Regions from separate parts of the Homo sapiens genome. Here region 1 is linked to region 2. A link is a contact called in ENCODE Hi-C or POLR2A ChIA-PET data. All regions are on one chromosome and are shown on one strand. Each heading gives the region's core, a stretch centred on a gene start or an enhancer-like site at or near the end of the contact. The rest is flanking DNA. Distances are from core to core; before and after follow the strand shown.

Region 1 (2,727 bases), core at 45-2,544, 39 kb after region 2:
AGCAATGTCAAGATTCACTGGTGATGAAATATGCTCCTTATTGCACAAAACAAGCCGTAGATCAAGTGGCCAGCTTGGATGTAAATTATAAAGTATCTTTGGGTTTAATTGGAACCGCAGGTTTTGCAGCCCCGTGGGAAGGGCTTATCACAGAAGGGGTCTCTCTGCTTCCCCTGGCCTCCCTCTGCAGAGGGATCGCTCCCGAATGAGTCCTTTTCCAGAACTCTTCTCTACCTATGCCTTAAAATGTGTGGTGTTTATTTGTGAAAAGAAATTTATTTCCTTACAGTCTTCTCACGTGGACAGCACTCCCAGATACCTTTCCTTGCATCTGCATTAACAGCTATGTACCGAGAAGTTCAGAGTCTTTTCACTCTCCTTAAAATACTTTCCTCGCAAATGAAGTAATGCAGCATACATAATTCGCTTTGATACTAGAGACATATACGCATGTCTATATGTACACATCACTTGATTGCATAGAGAGGCAGGGAGAGGGAGAGACATTTGAATTTGTGCTAGTTCCGCATGGCTGACAACTGAGGCCCCCTGGTGGAGATTTTCCGAAAAGCGCCTCTTCGAGCATTTTCTCCGCTTAAAAACCGTATTGTGATTCTCATCAGAAAACTTAATATTTTGTTTTGTCAGTTCCTATAGTAAAATGATACTCTTGAGTTCCAAAGTGTTTAAAATTCACTGCTCTAACAAATTATACTTATCCACATAAAGAGCTTACATTCAAACAAATAAAAATGCAAATATTAATACTATCAACCAGAGCTCTACAGATATATTACAGATCATTCTTAGCATTCTTTCAAATTGCCCTGAAAAAATTATTAAAATAAGGAAACAAATGCATGGCTATTTCTAAGGCAAACTACGACTAAAATACTATGGTTAATTGCAGATGAAACTCAAGTTGGATCAGGAAGCCACACAAAATTAATGTATTAAAACAAAAGCTTAGGATTAAGATACAATAATTTTGCAAAGAAATATTAAACATTAAGCTCTACCTGAAGTTTGGTACAATTTGTTATTGAAGGTAACTTAGAAAAAAGGGGAGGAGATTTGAGAGGTTATAACAATAAACAAAGATAATTACCATTGATAGGATCACATCGAAGAGCTTGAGCCACTCCAAGTCTAGAGCATACATTCCAGAAGATAAAGAGAAATTTTGCAGAATTCAAACTGACTATGAAAGTCTCTGGTAAAAGTTTTGACTCTCAGTCGTATAAATCTTCTGAAAAGACAAGTGTCCACTACGAGAGGAAGTATCTTCTCTCTCAAATGCCACTTTCAGCCCCTGTTTAAATTAATATGGCTCTTGATCTCACGTTGCTCAGCTGTTGCCTTCTTAGTCAGATGGGGAAGAATATTAATTTTAGACACCAGGCTTTTCAAGGCCAATGGCTCCATTTCAGAGGTCAGGTAAGGAGAGGATGAACCGGGAACACTGGATGAAATATCACCTTCACCTTTCCCTCGTATCATTGTGTCAATACTCTCGGATTTACAAAGCTAGATTTGTCCTCGGCAATCATCTGCCTGGACCTTCTGCCCCTTTCAGACTCAGGATTATTTAAGTGCTCATTAAATTTCCCCCAGTAGGGAAAATGCCAGGTGTGGCAACCCCACAGCCACCTCTGTTTGCCCATCTTACGCTTTGAGCATATCCAACTGCAATATAGAAGATCTTCTGAAAGCAGTTAGCAAGTTTGTTTTATTTTTCTCAGTTCTTAAAGATGTTTGCAAAGTCTCCAACCATTTCTAGCTCTAGGGAAAGGTCAAAGGCACAGGCATCCAGGAAACAGGAATAAATTTTTCATAAATTCTCCTTAAGCAACACTAGGACTTCATCCGTAGTTTTCTGCACAGACCAAGAAAGGGGAATTTCAACCCACCTGCCCGACTCTCACAGTAGTGCATCCCTAGATTCACTGAAGTGGCATAAAACTTTGATTGCCCAGAGGCTGGACTTTGCAGTCTTGAAAACCCTGCAATTTTTCAGGGCCTGGCCAATTGTCACCTCTTATTTGGAGCCTGTGTTAGCCCCTCTATGCCCCATTCTAACACCAGCCTCTGCTGCTCTTCTGCTTCTTTTAAAAAAAAAACCTTATTTTTAATTCAGATCGATGCATTCCATGTGAAATAAAAATACATATTTTTCCATTTTATGTAGTATTAATGAATTACAGCAAAATCTTTTTTAAAACACAAAACGCTTGTTATTTTTCAGATTGGAGAGCTTTGTTCTTCAGCAAAAGTAATGAAGTGGAACTATAAATTTGTGGAGATAAATTATCTGACAAAAGTATTATACAAAGACTAAGCTGGTTTGAGGTTACCAATTTTGTTAGTATAATTAAATTGTGTAGAAGTACTGATAAGGCAACAAATGCCCTGCCAGAGGCAAGATGTGTGTGGGCTGCTGCTGATCCAACCACATCCTCCACCCGGACCACCACCACGCAAAAGCAGACTTCCTATCTCGTTGGCTCCAGCAAACCAACCACAGGCTTGAGTGAGCCAGAGGCCAGGAGAATCTGCTCCTTAGCTTATTTTTTTGTAATAAACTTTTCCTTTTAGAGTAGTTTTACATCTACAGAAAAGGTGCAAAGGTAGTTCAGAGTTCCCCTTGCCCTGCACCCCGAATCCTCTGTTTTTAACATCTTACGTTGGTATGGTATACTTGTCACAATTAATGAACCATGGTGAACG
Region 2 (2,700 bases), core at 55-2,554:
GGTTTCAAGTTTATTCCTTATAATAACATTTCTTGCACTCACTTGTCTCCAGGAGTGTTTTCCTGAGTGGGAGACACAGGGGAGGAACTGTGGCCATTCTGCTGGCTTACGCATAACCACACACAGCTGTGTACATGAGACCAGGGTGGGAACATCCTCCTCCGTGTGTGCCACAACAGAAAATGGCAAGAACTGCTGCTCAGGTTCATATCAGTCCATTAATTAACACGTATCAGTGCCACAGTTTCACCCAGCTGTTGTTATCCAGTTTCCATGCCTCTGAATTTCCCACAAGGACATGGTAAGAAACTCAATTGCAGAAATTAATCTAATCATGGTATTACCATCAACAACTAGTTTAGTAACCATGGAGAAAAGGAAGTAAGATGACTTTAGCATGATATTTTCTTAATGAACTCAAGTTACAAATTATTGTTAGTGTTCTGGATGTGTTAGCATCCTCCTACCTTCACACTCAGGTGGTTCCATGTTCTAAATATTCTTAGATTCCAATTACTTCAGAATCTCCTCATTAAATGTTCTTGCCTATGGCTCAATAAAGATAAAATGAAATGGGGGGAAGATGCTCCTTGTATTTTCAAACTTTGCACTACTATGACATAGGAGGACAATTTTCTGTTTATCCTGCATGAGCTTTGCTATGGGGTGTCAGCTCTATGGAAGGACCACGACCTCACAGCAACACACTTTAATGGGGCAGCACTTATTCGATAAGCTAAGAAGTGCAAAGATGTTTTGGAAAGGCATCTGAGACACACATTTAGTATGTGACATTATCCATGAACTGAAAACAACTTTTAACAATGCTAAAGTTGGGTATCTTTTTTTTTTAAAGGCAAATTTTAAGGTATATAACTTTAAAGTAGGCTCTAAGCATTTCATCCAAAAAAGCAACATACAAATGATAAATGTTTTTCAAAATAACTAAAGCTCTTTCCTCCAACCATGATATCCTTGACAAAAGGTGCTTCTGTAAAGATGTAAATCATGAAAATACAAGTTATACATTATGCAGGTAAATATGTATCAGGATATATTCAGAGCTGGCCATTTGAAGTAGATTTTTCTCATCTTTTGTTTTAAAGCAGAAGACGGACTGCTGTTAACTGGTCTATTCAAAAAAAGCACCACCATGTTTCCACTAATGCTCACTGTAATCTAAAGTCCTCAAGCACGGATGCCACTCTCCCTTAACATCAGCTTCATCATGTTCCGGGGCTCATGTTCAGCAGAGGCCACCTGAGATGATAAATGACCTTTGTGGAGAGAAGCTATAAATCTAAGCTGGCTCCCTTTTGTCCATCAACGGCAGTCACCAGCTGTGTTCAGTAGCACTCACGTACTCTCTCTGACATGCAGGTCCTGGCTAGCAAATTCCAGAAGATAGGCCACATATGGGTAGGCTTGCCCAGACCCATGTGTCTACTTCAGGCCCTTTAAACTCAAGTAGAGAGCCAACAGGCATTCAAAGTACATCGCCAGTGATGTAAAAGGTCATCTCTGACTTGCACTAAACAGAACAATGGTGACAATGAAAACCCAGCAAATTCACTAGTCTATGACATTCATGTTTTGAGAAACAGATTTAGTGATCACAAAAGTCATAAGCAATAGCTTCTAAACTTAAGCTAAGCAGAATCAAACAAACAGAACCTCCAACGATTTTGAGGTACACTAAGTGGGACCCACTGAGGTTCAGAAGGCCCAAATGAGACGTGCCTCTCTTCACAGAGCCAGACGGCTGCATCGGGCTTTCACACATCAAGACTTCATGGAGAAAAAACTGGACACAAGCTACTCTCTGCCCCCACTCAACAGAGTACCTTGCTTCAAACCCTGAAAAGTCCTGAAGAAAGCAGGCCATTTAAATCCACAAAATGTTAACTCCTGGATGGGATCCTCTCTCTCAAAACCAAGGACTGATCTACAGCCAGGATGCTGGGTTCTCATCCCATTTCTGCTAACCAGACATGTGCCCTTGAGGAAGGCATTTAACATCTCAAAGACTATGCTTCTCTGTCAAATGGGCACAGTTTCCATTGGATCCAAAGATTATTGTGAGGCCAAGATACAGTGACACATGTGAAAGCGCTTTTGGAAAAAGAAAAGCAACATAGTCCCGGCATGGTGGCTCATGCCTACAATCCCAGAACTTTGGGAGGCTGAGGTGGGTGGATCCCCTGAGGTCGGGAGTTCGAGACCAGCTTGACCAACACGGAGAAACCCCATATCTACTAAAAACACAAAATTAGCCAGGCATGGTGGTGCATGCCTGTAATACCAGCTACCTGGGAGGCTGAGGCAGGAGAATCGCTTGAACCCAGGAGGCAGAGATTGCCGTGAGCCAAGATCGATCGCATCATTGGACTCCAGCCTGGGCAACAAGAGTGAAACTCCGTCTCAAAAAAAAAAAAAGAAAAAAAGAAAAGAAAAGCAACATAAATACTAACTTGATTTAGTCTTTCCTTCAGCAAGCATTTTCAAGTTCTGCACAAATGGAGCAGTGCACAGAATCCTTTCTCCATGGCCAAAAGAGAAGGTTCTGTGTGTGTCTCAGTGTGGAGTCTTTGCCACTGCTTGGTGAAATAGGAGTCGCATCCATGCATGGCCCTGATACTTGGAACAACGCTCTCCCTTTACGTAACAGGAGGCACAAAGCTGCCCTGGTATTACGTTAAA

The links. A loop is a pair of places that touch in the nucleus more often than their neighbours do. ChIA-PET counts read pairs that join two places held with the same protein, here RNA polymerase II (POLR2A). Pooled maps may share reads with other maps.
Region 1: a loop to region 2 is called in a pooled map, with 2.6 times the contacts of the local background. The contact joins the promoter of MYLK4 here to the enhancer-like site in region 2. A Hi-C loop is called at or near these places in 1 of 168 maps with a recorded cell type or tissue (endothelial cell of umbilical vein) and 4 of 50 pooled maps. POLR2A ChIA-PET finds 5 or more read pairs at or near these places in 4 of 52 experiments (A549, HEK293, IMR-90 and 1 more).

The regions. Positions count from the first base shown.
Region 1 is chr6:2,749,628-2,752,354 of GRCh38, forward strand. MYLK4 (myosin light chain kinase family member 4) reads right to left here and starts at 1,295. Exons shown (of 13, transcript NM_001012418.5): 1 at 1,109-1,295.
Region 2 is chr6:2,710,952-2,713,651 of GRCh38, forward strand. The region is part of intron 2 of MYLK4 (myosin light chain kinase family member 4); the gene reads right to left. Among named protein-coding and RNA genes, the nearest start is that of MYLK4, 39 kb to the right of the region's middle. Within about 2 kb of position 1,305, at least 2 of the 41 ENCODE cell types and tissues checked have a DNase peak (open chromatin) inside an H3K27ac peak, as active enhancers do.